2 separate regions of the Homo sapiens genome follow, and region 1 is linked to region 2. Evidence: read pairs that join two places in POLR2A ChIA-PET (ENCODE). Cell type or tissue: PC-9. All regions are shown on one strand. Region 1 overlaps MTFMT (mitochondrial methionyl-tRNA formyltransferase). Region 2 holds the start of RASL12 (RAS like family 12).

Region 1 (8,000 bases), 54 kb after region 2:
CTACCTAGTTGGTTTTCTATGTGTGTAATTTGCTTTCTAAATATTTTTATTTAGGAATAATCCCAAATAAAAATATCCCAAATAAAAGGTTGATCTTAGGAACAAAACCTAGAAAACCTGAAATTTATTCTTAAAAATTCTTTAAGCTGTTTAAAGTGTTTATAGAGACCTTAGAATTCACAAAGCACTTTTAAATATATGTATATTGCAGTTTCACATAACCAAGTTTTACTATCCTACTTCATAGGTGAGGGGAAAGAAATGAGATGACTAACAGGAATGTCCAGTCACTAAATAATGAACTTAAATCTTCTCACTCCTAATCCTGTGCTTCTTCCAGTATGTCTTTCTGCCTTTAGCCAATTTTTTACAATCAAATTGTTAAATCATTGATTTCTACATATGGTACACCAAGTGTAGTAATATAACAGTTTGTTAAAATGTCTGAGTTAAATTCTCAGTTCATTGATAAATTTGTGGGGTTTTTTCCTTTCATTTCAATAGCTACTTGTGTTATTTGAACACTGAGCTTACCGTATGTGTGTTTGTGTGTGTGTGTTGTTTTATTTTTTGAGACGGGGTCTAGCTCTGTCACCCAGGCCTGGAGTACAGTGGAGAAACCTTGGCTCACTGCAACCTCTGCCTCCCAGGCTCAAGTGAGCCTCCTGTGACAGCCCCTGAGTAGCTGCAACCACAGGCACACACCACCACACCTGGCTAATTTTTGTATTTTTTTGTAGAGACGAGGTTTTGCCATGTTGCCCAGGCTGGTCTTGAACTGCTGAGCTCAAGTGATCCGCTCTTCTCAGCCTCCCAAAGTGCTGGGATTACAGGCACGAGCCACTGTGCCTGGCCAAGTGTGTGGTTTTTAATGGACCATCTCTGTTATTAATGTTGGGTAAAATGGGGAACCACCATTGGATATCTATAGCATGCTAAATTCTTCAGTAAGGAGGATCACAGACTCATGTTATAGTTATTATCATCCCACTTTAAAGTTGAAGAAATTGAGGCTTAAAGTAGATAATGAATTGTTATTAAGTGTTACTCGATGTCGTGTTGCTAGTTAATGAAAGTCAGAGTCAGGTTTTGAACGAGATCTATCTTACTTCAAATCCTATTATTTTCCTGCTGCCACAGAATGGCATCAGGAAACAAGGACCATAGGGCCAGACAGTGCTGGGTTCCATCTTGACTCTGCTACTTCCTAACGTCGTAGACTCAGGAAAGTTATTTAACCTCCGAGCTTTAGTTTGTTCCTTGGAATATCAGGGCTGGTATAATATATTTACAGCATCTTGTACAGTATCTGGCACAGAATAGGTACTCATTAAATGATAGCTGCTATTATTCATTCATTCATTAAACAAAATATTTATTGAAGGCCTATTATGTGTCAAGCAGTGTACTAGGTACTATAGAAACAGGTGTTGTGGGAGGACAGACAACAAGTAAGCAAAAAAAAAAAAAAAAAATCAGGCCAGGCATGGTGGCTCACACGTGTAATCCCAGCACTTTGGGAGGCTGAGGCAGATGCATCACCTGAGGTCAGGAGTTTGAGACCAGCCTGGCCAACATAGTGAAACCCTGTCTCTACTAAAAACACACAAAAAAATTAGCTGGGCGTGGTGGCATGCGCCTGTAATCCCAGCTACTAGAAAGGCTGAGGCAAGAAAATTGCTTGAACCTAGGAGACAGAGGTTGCAGTGAGCCAAGATCACACCACTGCACTCCAGCCTGGGCGACAGAGCAAGACTCTGTCTCAAAAGAAAAAAAAAAAAAAAGACCGGGCATGGTGGCTCACGCCTGTTATCTCAGCACTTTGGGAGGCCGAGGCGGGCGGATCACCTGAGGTCAGGAGTTCGAGACCAGCCTGACCAACATGGAGAAACCCCGTCTCTACTAAAAATACAAAAAAATTAGCCAGACCTAGTGGCGCATGCCTGTAATCCTAGCTACTTGGGAGGCTGAGGCAGGAGAATTGCTTGAACCCAGGAGGTGGAGGTTATGATGAGCCGAGATTGCACATTGCACACCAGCCTGGGCAACAAGAGCGAAACTCCATCTCAAAAAAAAAAAAAAAAAAATCAAATAGTGTGATAAATTCCTTGATGAAAATAAAAATAGGATCATGTGATAGAATAACTGGAGGTTATTTTAGATCGGTGATGGGGAAAGCCTCTTTCTGACACTTAAGCTGAAATCTGAAAGACAATAAGGAGCCAGCCATGCCTAGAACAGAGAAGAGCATTCCAGGCAGAGGAACAGCTAGTACAAAACCCAAGGTGGGCTAACCCAAAGAATCACAAGAAAAGGAAACTCCAGACTGATATCCCTGAATATAGATGCACAAGTCCTCCACAGAGTTAGCAAACTGAATCCAGCAACATATAAAAAAGGATTATACATGATGACTAAGTGGGATTGTTTTTTGGGTTTTGTTTTTTGTTTTTTGTTTTTTTTTTTTGAGATGGTGTCTCGCCCTGTCGCCTAGGCTGGAGCGCAACTGTGCAGTTTCAGCTCACTGCAACCTCCGCCTTCTGGGCTCTAGCAATTCTACCTCAGCCTCCTGAGTAGCTGGGATTACAGGCATGCAGCACCATGCTCAGCTCATTTTTTTGTATTTTTAGTAGAGATGGGGTTTCACCATGTTGGCCAGGCTGATCTCAAACTCCTGAACTTGAGTGATCCGCCCACCTCAGCCTCCCAACATGCTGGCATTACAGGTGTGAGCCATCACACCCTGCCCCAAGTGGGATTTATCCCAGGAATGCAAGGTTGGTTCAACATATGAAAATCAGTCAATGTAACATATCATATTAGTAGAATAAAGGACAAAAGCTACATCACTGTCTCAATAGATGCAGAAAAAGCATTTGACAAAATCCAACACATGTAAAAAAACCTCAATAAACTAGAAATAGAAGAGCATTTCCTCAACTTGATAAAGGACATCTATGAAGACCCTGTAACTAACATCATACTTAATGAAAGAAGCCAAGTGCAGTGGTGGACACTTGTAGTCCCAGGTATTTTGGAGGCTGAGCGGGAGGATTGCTTGAGGCCAGGAGTTCGAGACCAGCCTGGACAATATAGCCAGACTTTGTCTCTTAAAAAAAAAAGAAGAAGAAAGAAAGAAAATAAAAGAAAGACAAAGCCTTTCCCTTAAGATCACAAAGAAGATAAAGATGTCTGCGCTCTCAAAGTTAAATGTCTTCTATTCAACTTTGTTCTGTTGGGGCAGTTAGACAAGAAAAAAGAAACAAAAGGCAACCAAACAAAAGTTTGGAAAGGAAGAAGTAAAGCTGTCTCTATTTGTGGATGATATGATCTAGCATATAGAAAATCATGAAGAAGTTCCAAAAAAAACTATTAGAGCTAATAAACAGTAAAGAAGACCCAAGTAAATGGAAAGACCCCAGTATTCATTGATTGGATAAACTTAGTATTGTTAAGATGTCTCTACTCCCCAAGTTGATGTACAGATTCAACACAATTCCTAAAAAAAAAATCCCAATTGGCTTCTTTGTACAAATTGACAAGCTGCTCCTAAAATGTATACAGAATTGCAAGGGGCCCAGAATAGCCAAAACTAACAAAATTGGAGGACTCATAGTTTTCAGTTTCAAAACTTGCTGTAAAACTACAGTAACCAAGATAGTGTGGTACTGGCTATAGCTCATTAGAATCGAATTAAGGGTCTAGAAATAAGCCAGGCATGATGGCTTATGCCTGTAGTCCCAGCACTTTGGGAGGCTGAGGCAGGTGGATCACTTGAGGTCAGGAGTTTGAGACCAGCCTGGCCAACATGGTGAAACCTCATCTCTACTAAAAATATTTACAAAAATTAGCCAGATATGGTGGTGCACGCTTGTAGTCCCAGCTACTCAGGAGGCTAAGGCACGAGAATCACTTGAACCTGGGAGGTGGAGGTTGCAGTGACCTGAGATCACACCACTGCACTCCAGCCTGGGTGACAGAGTGAGACTCTGTCTCAAATTTTTTTAAAAGTCTAGAAATAAACCCATACATTTATGGTCAATTGATTTTTTTTTCTAAAGGTAGTTCCCAAAAGATAGTTCTTTTTATTATTATTATTATTATTATACTTTAAGTTCTAGGGTACATGTGCACAATGTGCAGGTTTGTTACATATGTATACATGTGCCATGTTGGTGTGCTGTACCCATTAACTCATCATTTACATGAGGTATATCTCCTAATGCTATCCCTCTCCCCTCCCACCCACCTTTTTTTTTTTTTTTTTTTTTTTTTTTTTTGACAAGAGTGCCAAGACAATCCAATGGAGAAAGAATAGTATTCTCAATAAATGGAGCTGGGATAACTGGATGTCCACAATCAAAAGAATGAATTTGGACCCTATGTCACATCATATGTAAAAGTTAAAGAAGCTAAATGAATAGCTAAAACTAGAAAACTCTTAGAAGAAAATATAGGTGTAAATATTCATGACATTGAATTAGGCAGTGGTTTCTTAGCTATGATGCCATGAAGCATAAGCAATCAGACTAAAAATAGAGAAATTGGACTTCATCAAAATTAAAAATAGTTGTGCTTCAAAGGACACTATCAACAAAGTAAAAAAGACAGGTAGGCCAGGCATGGTGGCTCATGCCTATAATCCCAGCACTTTGGGAGGCTGAGACAGGAGGACTGCTTGAACCCAAGAATTTGAGACCAGACTGGGCAATGTAGTGAGTCCCCATCATTACAAAAAGTAAAAAATTAGCTGGGCATCATGGTGCACACCTGTGGTCCTAGCTACTTGGGAGGCTGGAATGGGAGGATGCACTTGAGCCAGGGAGGTCGAGGCTGCAGTGAGCTGTGATTGCACTACTGTGTTTCATCCTGGGTGACAAAGTGAGACCCTGTCTCAAAAAAAAAAAAAAAAAAAAAAAAAAAAGACAGCTTACAGAATGGGAGGGAATATTTGCAAATCATATAACTGATAAGGGCCTAATATCCAGAGTAAAGAATTCTTACAATGACTCAGCAGTAAAACGACAAATAACCCAATTAAAAATGGCCAAAAATTCTGAGTAAACATTTCTTTTTTGTTTGTTTTTGAGATGGAGTCTTGCTCTTGTTGCCCAGGCTGGAGTGCAATGGTGCGACCTTGGCTCATTGCAACCTCTGCCTCCTGGATTCAAGCGATTCTCCTGCCTCAGCCTCCCTAGTAGCTGGGATTATAGGCAAGCGCCACCACGCCCGGCTAATTTTTGTACTTTTAGTAGAGACGGGGTTTCACCATGTTGACCTGGCTGGTCTCGAACTCCTATCCTCAGGTGATCCACCTGCCTCAGCCTCCCTAAGTGCTGGGATTACAGGCATGAGCCACTGCCCTGGCCCTGAGTAGACATTTGTTTCAAGCAGATACATAATATGAATGGCCAGTAAGCATATAAAAGATCAGCAACTTCATCTGTCTTTAGGGATATGCAAATCAGAACCACAATGAGATACCACTTCACACCCATTAGGATGGCTATAATTCAAAAAACAGACAAAAACTAGTGTTGGCAAGGATGTGGAGAAATTTGGAAACTTCATACATTCATGGTACCATGTTTACCTCTTAAAAATGGTGCAACCTGTGTGGAAAACAGTTTGGCAGTTCCTCAAAAAGTGAAACACAGAAGTATCTTATGACCCAGCATTTCCTTTCCTAGGTTTATACTCAAGAGAATTGGAAACATTGTGCTCACACAAAAATGTGTACCCGAATCTTCATAGCAGCATTATTCAGAATGGCCAAAAAGTGAAAACAACCCAAATATCCAACTGAGGGATGCGTTAAAAAAATGTGGTATATAGCCATACGGTGGAATATTATTAATACTCAGCCATAACCATAATCACATGCTTATGACATGGATGAACCTGAAAAATATGCTAAGTGAAAAAACCCTGTCACAACAGACTACATATGTTATTATTCCATTTATATGAAATGTCCAAAATAGGCAAATCCATAGGCTGGAGGAGAGAGGATAATGGGAATTTTCTGATAATGGATGGCGTTTTTTCTGGGAGAGAGAGGTAATGAAAATGTTCTAAAAATTAGGCAAGAAAAAAACGAGTGACATTGGTTGAATGACCCTGAGTCTACTAAAAACCACTGACTTGGAAGCTTCAAAAGGGTGAATTTTCTGGTATGTGAATTACATCTCAATAAAGCTGTCAAAAAACAAAACAAAACAAAAAAACAACCCAAGATGGAAAAGAGTTGGACATGTTTGAGGGACAGAAATGAGGCTGGTGTGGCTGGAGCATAGCTGGCAAGATGGAGAGTAGCTAAGGTGAGGGGAGAAGCAAGATTGAGTAGGATTGACATCAGAGGGCCACGGCAGGGGAGTAATGGGATTAGGTATGTACATTCTTAAAAGGTTGCCCTGGCTGCTGCTAGAGAGTGGAGTGGAGGTCAGTTAGGGAATTGGTTGGGTGTGGTGGCTCACACCTGTAATACCAGCACTTTGGGAGGCCAAGAAGAGTGAATCGCTTGAGCCCTGGAGTTCCAGACCAGTCTGGGCAACATGGTGAAACCCTGTCTCTACAAAATATACAAAAATTAGCTAGGTATTGTGGGATGCACCTGTAGTCCCAGCTACTCGGGAGGCTGAGGTAGGAGGATCACTTGACCCTGGGAGGTTGAGGCTGCAGTGAGCTGTGATTCCACCACTGCACTTCCAGCCTGGATGACAGAGCAAGATCCGGTCTTTAAAAAAAAAAATTAAAAAAATAAAAAGAAGCTGCTGCGACTGTAGCCAGATGACAGATGATGGCAGTTTGGAACAATGATAATGGTGGATAAAAAGAAGTGGACATCCAGACTATGCTTGGAGATAGAGTCAGCGGAATTTGCTGATGGAATCTGGGAAATTAGAGATAGATAAATTAGGATCATTCATAGATTTTTGGCTTGAGAAACTGGGTGAATAGTGGAACCATTTAATTGAGATGAGGATGTCTGGGGAGGAACATTTGGGAAGAGAAATCAATAGTTTTGGCCATGTTAAGTTTGACATATATTAAGTTAGAAGACGTTCATATGGAGATATCAAGTAGACAACTTCCTGAGATGCAATTTAGGCCAGTAGCTTGAAATCTCTTGGCACCTATAACTTACTACATGATGATTCTTACCCTCTGCGGTTTATCTTCCCTGTACATGGAGAAAAGCTTTGTGCTATAAAAGACTGAGCCAGAAGGTGGGGTTTGGTTCCTAGAGTTGCCCTTTACTAATGAGAGGAAGGCCCTTGTCTTTGAGCTTCTGCTTTTTTTACCTCTAAAGTGGGATTAATGACCATGTACACAACTGGCAAGATCAAAGGAAATGAACTAGGTGAATGTAAATTCATGCAAACATACTATTTTGGCAGTAATGATGGCAGACACCAAAATGATTATATTCTTACCATCCCTTTCCTTTCTACAATGCTCTGATGATAAGGTGAGCTTTACCTCCCGAAGAACAAGACTATATTCTGAGTATGTACCTAGCATGTTTATTACTCTCAGTAAATAGAAATCTTTTTTAGTCAGTAAGCATGTTTCAAAAATATTTTGAGTTATTTAAAAGAAAAAAATTGCACATATGAAAATCGTTTCAGAACTTTTATTGAAGCGGGCAAAAGAAAAGTGAGCTAGCAAGTTATAGAAGAGGCTATGACATAGATACAGTTATGAACTTGTTCTTCAAATTCATTTACTTATTTGATTTAATGTTCAAATTATTACAACAACCTAACTCTTCTGAAAGTTAAATACCCTCTTTAAGGGGTGTCATAAAAAGAGCACTGCACTGAGAATCAGAAAACAGAAGCCAGTCCTGGCTTTGCTACTAACTAGCTGGGTCCAACCTTGGGAAAATAGCTGCATTTCTCTGAGCCTCACTCTCTTCATGTATGAAATAGAGGATTGAACTACAGTCTGGAAATAAATGCATTCAATTCAGAAATTTTAGAGAACTTATTTCCTGG
Region 2 (8,000 bases):
TATGACTTCTTTGTAGGTGGATGAGAAATGTGTGCTATTTATATCCAGAGGAGTAGACAGAACTAACCTCCACTTCCTTGGGCCATGGGCCAAGCTCTGGATAGGACACATGTTATCTAATATACTTATTGATATTGTCCCTGTTTTATTTTATTTTGAGACAAGGTCTCACTCTGTCACCCAGGCAGGAGTGCAGTGGCACAAATACAGCTTATTGCAGCCTCCATCTCCTGGGCTGAAGCTATCTTCCCACCTTGGCCTCCCATGTAGCTGGGACTATAGTTGCATGCCAACATACCCAGCTAATTTTTTTATATGCGTCTGTAGAGACAGGGTTTCACCATGTTGCCCAGGTTTGTCCCTATTTTGAAGATGAGGAACAGAGACCCAGAAGGGCAAAGTAGTTTATTCCAGGGTCTGACAGTAGCAGCCCCTGGGTGAGGAAACTGGGGATGGAGAAAAGGATAGGTCGCAGCCATGAGGTGGGCACTGTTTTCCTCCCAAGCCTCAGAGAAGGGGCAGACTTTGAGCAATGAGCTGTCACAGTTGAGGGCCCCAGTAACCAGGTGGCCACCAGCTCAAATAATCTCTGAACTGGAAGAGAATTAAGGGTCATCTTACTGCAACATTCGAGTCATGAAGGCGTCTCTTCTCTAACACTTCCTTGACGTGGTCACTCCCTTGGTTGCTGCCAGTGTCAGGGGAGAGGGGTTGAGTTCCACCAAAGACAGTCCCTTCTAACTATGGACAGTCAGATGGTTACAGAGTTCACCCTCAGACTGAGCTAGAATCTTGCAGCTCCCATCTCCTGGTTGGTCAAGTTTTAAAGATGAGGAAACAGACCACATAGAGGTCAAGTAACATCCCAGCATCACACAAGCTGAGAAGTAGCAGAGCTTAAGTTTACATGCAGTTGGGCCCGTGCAGGCCCACAGTTAGCCCTGCCTCCAGCAGTTGTCCATTGAGATTGGTTCTATCCCCAAAGGCCCCATCTGGAACCAGTCTGTCTTCACAGAATGGGGCCAGCCCAGGGATGTGACTGGAACTTGGCTCCCACTTTCTCAACTCCTACAACTCAAAGGAAAACCCTTGGCCATTAGCTGTGTGACTAATTCTGGCCTGAGAGTGTAATCTAAACAAATTCCACCCACTACCTTAATAACACAGCTGGTTTACCATGATTTCCCCAAAACACAACTAGGCTGAGTCAATATTCATGTCCTGGCCAGGAAAATAATTGTTCTTCTTTGAAGAGTCGTTATTACCATCCAGCTCTGACCCTGGGCCCTGCCTGCACACCTGGTTTTCCATGGTTCCTCTGTGGGTGGGTGGGTAGATGAGTTAACCATCTGCGGGAAGGGGAAGGAGAAGGGCTGCCGTGAGAGGTCTCTGAGGCTCCCATGCCTTTCCCTGCTCTAACCTGGAGCGTACTCCAGAAGAGATGCCTCACAGGGTTCTAGAATGTACGCAGGCCTGGAGCCCAGGGCTGATTCTGTCACTCTCTATTTTGCTTCATTTTCCCCTTCCTTCAGTATTTATATATGGGGACACCGAAGCCCAAAGAAGCAAGGTGACTTGCCCAAGATTACTCTAGGGCAGGAGCTAGCACTAGATCCTAAGTGTCCAGGTTCGTGGTGTGGGCCCTTTGCCCTGTCTTTGGTATGACCAGATTTACCCTGAGTCCCAAGGGGAATGACCAGGGGACCCCTGCCAGGCTCACCACCAATCCCAGAATTGCTGTAGGCAAGAGGCAGTGCCAGGTTTTAGAACAAACACCCCATTTACACAACAGGCCACAAACACATGCAACTCATTAGCTCCCATTAGGGAGAGACAGTAATTCAGAATGGATTAGGTTTCTTGAAGCTGAACCCATATTGGCCCTGAAATCTTAGTGAGGGGTTCTCTCCGCCCCGCCCCCTCTCCCAGAAGCCTGGGTTCCGAATGGGTTCTGCAGTGAGGCCTCTAGAGTCTCCACAGCAAAGGGCAGAATAATGTGATTGGGGATATAGAGTGCCAAGGCTGAGCTAAAGAAAGGGCAAGGCTTGGAATTGAACCCAGGAAGCTTCCTGGAGGAGGAGGCGGGGCTGGCTTGGTAGAACAAAGGGAGGGGTGGATTTTCTTGCTGGTGAAAAGAGATTGAGTGGGAGGTTCAGGGAAGAGTGCAAACATCCTTCCCCTCTCTCCCCCTAGCCCTGGGGCTCCTTCTCTGCTCCTTCCCGGCCGGGTTTGGGGGCGCTCGGGAGGGTGACGGCAGGGTCCTCGAGGCCCAGCCCGGCGGTGGGGGCGCGGCCGGCAGGAGCTCCCTCCCTGCTCCAGGAGCCGGCTGAGCGCGCCCCGCGGGGGGCTCCGCAGCCCTTACAAGGAATTTGGTGGCGCTTGGGGTGGCCCCGCCCGCCAGGCTCCACCGGCCCCTCCTCCCCGCGGGGTGGCAGCCCGCTGGACGCGGGGCCGAGGGCGCGGACGCCGACGGGTCCGGGGCCGCGCGCTCCAGGGAAGCCTGCATCCCGCTCCCCTGGGCCCCGACGGGCGGGCGCACTGCGCGGGGCCCACCGGCCGCAGACCTGCGTGGCCGTCCAGGGCGTCGCCATGTCCTCGGTGTTTGGAAAACCCCGCGCGGGCAGCGGGCCTCAGAGCGCGCCCCTCGAGGTCAACCTGGCCATCCTGGGGCGCCGCGGGGCTGGCAAGTCTGGTGAGTGGCGCCGGGGAGCCTGAGCCGCCAAGTGCGGAGCTGGGCGTGGGTGGGGGGACAGTGGGCTGTGCTCTTGGGGGCAGGTTCTTCCACTGGCTTGGGGAGCTTCCTTCACCCAGGAGGGTCGCACAAGACACCGTGATTTTCTTTGCCTCAGTTTCCCTGTTGCCGGGCTTTCTCTTCTCTCGGCTTTGTGCTCAGCTCCACCATCTCTGTCTTCTGTTCCCTGCCTGCCTCTTCCCTTTGTGTCTTCCCACTGTCTCTGTCCTCCGTATCAGTGACCCCTGCTGTCTCTCCCCTCTCTCTTGTGTGTCTCGGAGTCCTTTACTGGTCGGTCTCCCCTGCCACCAACCTTCCAACCCCCACCCCTATGACCTACCCTGGGGCCAGCAGTCAGTCCTGGCGACTGGCTTCAAAGGGACCTGTTGGGCACTGATCCCCCTACCCAAGGCGCCTCTTTGAGCTTAGTCGCAGCCTTGCTACTCCCTGATTAGGCTTGGGGGAAGACTTCCCGTCCAACCCCTCCCCCTCCACACCCCCTCCCCGTAGAAGGGAGCTGGTGAAGTCACTAGCTGTTGAGATTTCTCAGGGAAGGTCCACTCCCCCACTCCCACCCCCATTCCCTGGGATTCTGGGACAAGTTGTGCATTCTTATCAAATGTGTTCGTTTCAAGCCAGACCCCTCTCAACTTTCTGGAAACACATTGGGTTATGGTTCCAGGTGCATGGGATTGTCCTTGATGAGCCAAGATCTTGGGCTTCCATTGAGATAATTTGTGTCAACACTGAACTATGCCACTCCTGGCTGGCTGAAGGAGGGAGGGCAGAAGGGGTCCTCCACTGGCTGTTTTTCCAGTTTTAGCCGTTAGTGATGGCCAACCCAAGCTCAGCTGGCTGTGGGTTTCCTCCCCAGAGTGTTCTGTAAGACTCACTGGGGGCCTACTCTCTGATTTTGAAGCCAGCCCCACCCCCAGAGAGGGGACTCTGAATCTGGTTTTCCTACAGAAGGGATTACCCTCTTCCTTTGAAAGATTTGCCCTTTGAAAATCAGATTGTTATCCGTAGCTCTGTAACCGGTACCGTTTAGCCAGTGACTACATAAAAGAAAGAATTTAAATTTTAAAATATGTATTCCCTGGGTATTAGTTTGCAAACTGACACCGTTAGGAATCCTAGGAAAGAATTTTAAGGATTTTATTCACAATGTCACTTTTTTTTTTTTAAGACAGTGTCTCTGTCACTCAGGCTGGAGTACAATGGCGCGATCATGACTCACTATAGCCTCAAACTCCTGAGCTCAAGTGATCTTCCCTCTCAGCCTCCTGAGTAGCTAGGACTACAGGCATACCACCATGCCTGGTTAATTTTTCAATTTTTTTAGAGATAACAGTGTCACTGCATTGCCCAGGCTGGTCTCAATCCCAAAGCACTGGAATTACAGGCATCCCATTACTTTTCTTTCTTTCTTTTTTCTTTTTCTTTCTTTCTTTCTATCTTTCTGTCTTTGTTTCTTTCTCTTTTCTTCCTTCCTTTTTCTCTTTCTCTTTTCCCTCCCTCCCTCCTTCCCTTCATCCCTCTCTTCTTCTTTCTTTTTTTTCTTTCTTCTTTCTCTCTCTTTCTTCTTTCTTTCTCTTTCCTTCTCTTTCTTTTATTCTCTCTCTTCTCTACTCTTCTCTTCTCTTCTCTTCTCTACTCTTCTCTTCTCTTCTCTTTTCTTTTCTTTCTTTCCAAACAAGCAGTAGCGAACATTACTTTTTGAGGGTCCAGTATAGTAGTTGGCTGGTCTTTGCTTTATATGGCTACACTCTGAACCAAAGAGAGCTTAATTCTTGAGTTTTACATTCTGCTGAGATATCCATGATGAGTGTAGAGGCCCCAGAGAAAGCCAAGACTTGCGATGTGGGAGACCAGGACCAGAGTGTGTTTCTTCGGGACACAGACCTCACCTGGACCTTACCTGGAAAGCCCAGGCACTTGGGGATTTATACCCTTCCCAAAGATCAACCACTGCAATCAACTCTGCTCTTCCTGTGTTTTTGGCTTGTAGCTAAAGCCTGGAGTAAATAGCCCCACACTTCAGAATCTCTGTGACTTGTCCGGGGTGGGCGACACCTCCCTTCAGTTGAGGTTTCACCAGGCTGACTCTAGGGTAATGGTTGCATGGGTCCTGACCCCTGAGTTCATACCTTCCAAACACCCCTTAGGCTTGCCACTCATTGCTTTCCTTGCCATTAAAAAAAATTCCCACGGTGCAATTAGAGGCACTTGGCTCCCCGTAGTTCTGGTTTCCTTCTGAGCCTTTCAAACCAATTCCTCAGTTCCCTAGCTTCATTCTCTGGGAGAGCTGAGCTTGGTGTCAGCCGGGGATCACAGAGGTTAGATAAGGCCTCCCTTAAACGAGGGGCCAGCAGCTAGACATGGCCGCGGAGATGGAGCCAACCTCTTTCTGCTTCTTGCAGCCCTGACCGTGAAGTTTCTGACCAAGAGGTTTATCAGTGAATATGACCCCAACTTGGGTAAGAAACTACTCCCCGTACCTTCTGCTGCCTGTGCCCCATCTGGAGTGCTCTCCTGGGACCCACCCCGTGGGTGGGCACTGACCAGGACTGCATGTCTGGGGACAGAAGGGAGAAGCCGCCAGGATGACCCAGCCCATGGGGGAAAATGTTTTAAGTGTCAGAAATACCCCTTCCACAGCCCACCCCAGACAACTGGGGGGTTGGCCTAATTCACAGAACTAAGAGAGGCTGATTTACCCTAAAATATGAGGTGTGAAAAAACTTTAAAAAATAAAAATAAACATAGCAAGACATCCACATCCAAACAGGTATTATTCTTGGGCCGGGTGCGGTGGCTAATGCCTGTAATCTCAGCACTTTGGGAGGCTGAGGTGGGTGGATCACCTGAGGTCAGGAGTTAATGACCAGCCTGGCCAACATGGTGAAACTCCGTCTCTAAAAATACAAAAATTAGCTGGGCATAGTGGTGTGTGCCTGTAATCCCAGCTTCTAGGGAGGCTGAGGCAGGAGAACTGCTTGAACCCGGGAGGCGGAGATTGCAGTGAGCCAAGGTCGTGCCACTGCACTCCAGCCTGGGCGACAGAGGGAAACTCTGTCTAAAAAAAAAAAAAACTCAAAAACAAATAGGTATTATTCTTCAAGATGGTCACTCAGTGTTCTCTTCCAGAAAACCTGGGCAGGACATTCGAGAAATTCTCTAGTGGTGCTGGCTTCTGAACCAGTTTTTTAACCGTATGAGAAAACAACTGTTGTTTTCATCGCTGCATCATGGTATATTGGAAAAAGGAACGTTTCGGTGTCAGTCAGAGCTGGGTTTGAATCCTACCTGGCTCTGCTCCTTATTGGCAACCTTGAGCCAGTCAGCTAACCTCTCTGAGCTACTGTTTCCTCATCTGTAAAATGGGCATTAAAAAATAGTTAGAGAATTGCTGTGAGGATTAAAGAAATAGCACATGTAAAAGATCCAGCCTAGTACTTGACCCACAGTAGGCACTCAATGCATTTTTGCTTTTCCTTCCTCCTCAAATGGATTCCCATACACAATAGCTTAGATTCCCTTCTAAAACAAATCAAAGCAGGATTTTATTAGTATAAATGTTGCTTAAAGCTCACATGTATAACATTTGTCTATTGTAAACTGTTCACTGAGAGCCATAAGGTGTCTGGATGATCTTAGCCTTTAGAAAATGGGTGTTGCAGTCTTGGATTATTTTCCCCATTCATAAAAATCAATTAAAGCATTCATGGGACCCCTGAGAGCCCTCCAAAGAAGCCCAAGGCTTTGTGACACAGTGGAAACCCCCTGCGCTCCCTGCAGCAGGCCCCTGATCCAGCGCTCCTGCCGCACCTGGAGGGGAGAGCTCCTTACCCTAGTGGTGCCCAGCCCCTTAGTTCAGGCTGGAGTCCAGCACCAGTGTTGCAGCAGGCAGAGACATCAGGGCTATTTAGTCCCCTTGTTTAAAAAAGCTTTTCCTTAGGTAGCAGAATCCCTTCTTCCAGATTTTAAACAGAACCCCAGGGTGTCAAACAGAGAGAGCAAAGGGGTTCCCATGGGTAAGTCAGGGATGCAGGGCAGGTGACATGGTGACAGTCCCTAAGAGATTTGTTCCTCGAAGCTCTGCTTGACCCCCGGTGCCTTGGCACAGCCCTTCAGTGCTACAGTGGAGGAAACAGGCCCAAGGAGCTGAAGACTCTGGGCCAAGGTCACCCAGAGGAGGCCCTTTGATTAGCAGAGGTCAGCTCCAGAGAGAGGAGGACACAGGATGCAATGGTGCACTGGCCGGCGAGGTGTTGGAAGAGGCCAGAGCATGGAATAGAGATGGGGTGGAGAAACTGAGGACAGAGGTGAGGTGGGAGGACAGGAAGGAAAGGCACACAAGCAGACACAGTGTCTGGGAAAGGACAAGGGGAATTCCCAAGGGCAGGGACTCAAAAGACATATTCGGCCTAATTCAAATATTGCATGGGTCATGCTTATACCAAAAATTATTCCTTTTTTTTTTTTGAGATTCAGATTTAACTGGGCATCTTGTATTTTTCCTGGCATCTCACCTCCAGTCTGTCTTCCTCCCTGCCTTCCAATCGATACTGTCACAGGGTGCCACCGGATGAGCCTATTAGGGTGGTGGTTTGAGCCTCCTGATTGAATAATTTTGGAGTTCTGACCTGGTAGTGGAATGCGTGGGCAGACTGTCTGGGAAGTGGGCAGCCCCACAATGGTCAGTCCCCTTGGTCTGTGGTCTCTCACACTACACTGACAGCCCACGAGTCAGAGAGCCAACCAGACATTCTCCCCTCAGACTCTCTGGGAGGCCAGTGCCACTCCTCGAAGGTTCTGCTAGGAGGGGCCTAAACATTCCGGCCACTGTCCCATTGTTGGTTCCAGCAGCAGCAGAGACAGATGAGAACCTTTCCTTCTGTGGATAAAGGTCTCCACATTCCATTGGGGAGCTAGCCATCAGCAATGCTGGTAAAACAACTCTCTAAGCCCTTCCTAGGTCTTCTGAGAGCCTGAGCTCATTTGGTGAGCCTTGAGGGTGGAGATTCATTCCCATTTCCAGCAGGTAGCACAGTACTAGCTTCAGTGTAGATGAGGGTTTAACTGGGGGGGTGGTAAATTTTGGTTTTAGGATTACCCTTTAAAGAAGAGCTCCTATCACGATCCTCATTTTATAGGTGGAGAAATGGAGGAAGAGAGGGCTCAGTGATTTGCCTTAAGATTATGGAGACCCTCAGGCACAAAGGAAGACGAGGCATGGCTCCAGTTGCTCTCCGCTAGGAGCAGCCTC

Evidence for each region. ChIA-PET counts read pairs that join two places held together with the same protein. Peaks named below come from ENCODE experiments on the same cell type or tissue, not always from the same donor. Only the 100,000 strongest peaks of a DNase experiment are listed, where the experiment ranks them.
Region 1: POLR2A ChIA-PET joins it to region 2 with 17 read pairs; 7 of 35 experiments call an interaction of 5 or more read pairs at or near these places.

What each region holds. Positions count from the first base shown.
Region 1 is chr15:65,008,410-65,016,409 of GRCh38, reverse strand. All of the region lies in intron 6 of MTFMT (mitochondrial methionyl-tRNA formyltransferase), which reads left to right. Among named protein-coding and RNA genes, the nearest start is that of MTFMT, 17 kb to the left of the region's middle. In PC-9, no CTCF peak of the experiment used is centred here; no DNase peak of the experiment used is centred here.
Region 2 is chr15:65,062,425-65,070,424 of GRCh38, reverse strand. RASL12 (RAS like family 12) reads left to right here and starts at 2,434. Exons shown (of 5, transcript NM_016563.4): 1 at 2,434-2,692; 2 at 5,152-5,208. The coding sequence starts at 2,590. In PC-9, no CTCF peak of the experiment used is centred here; no DNase peak of the experiment used is centred here.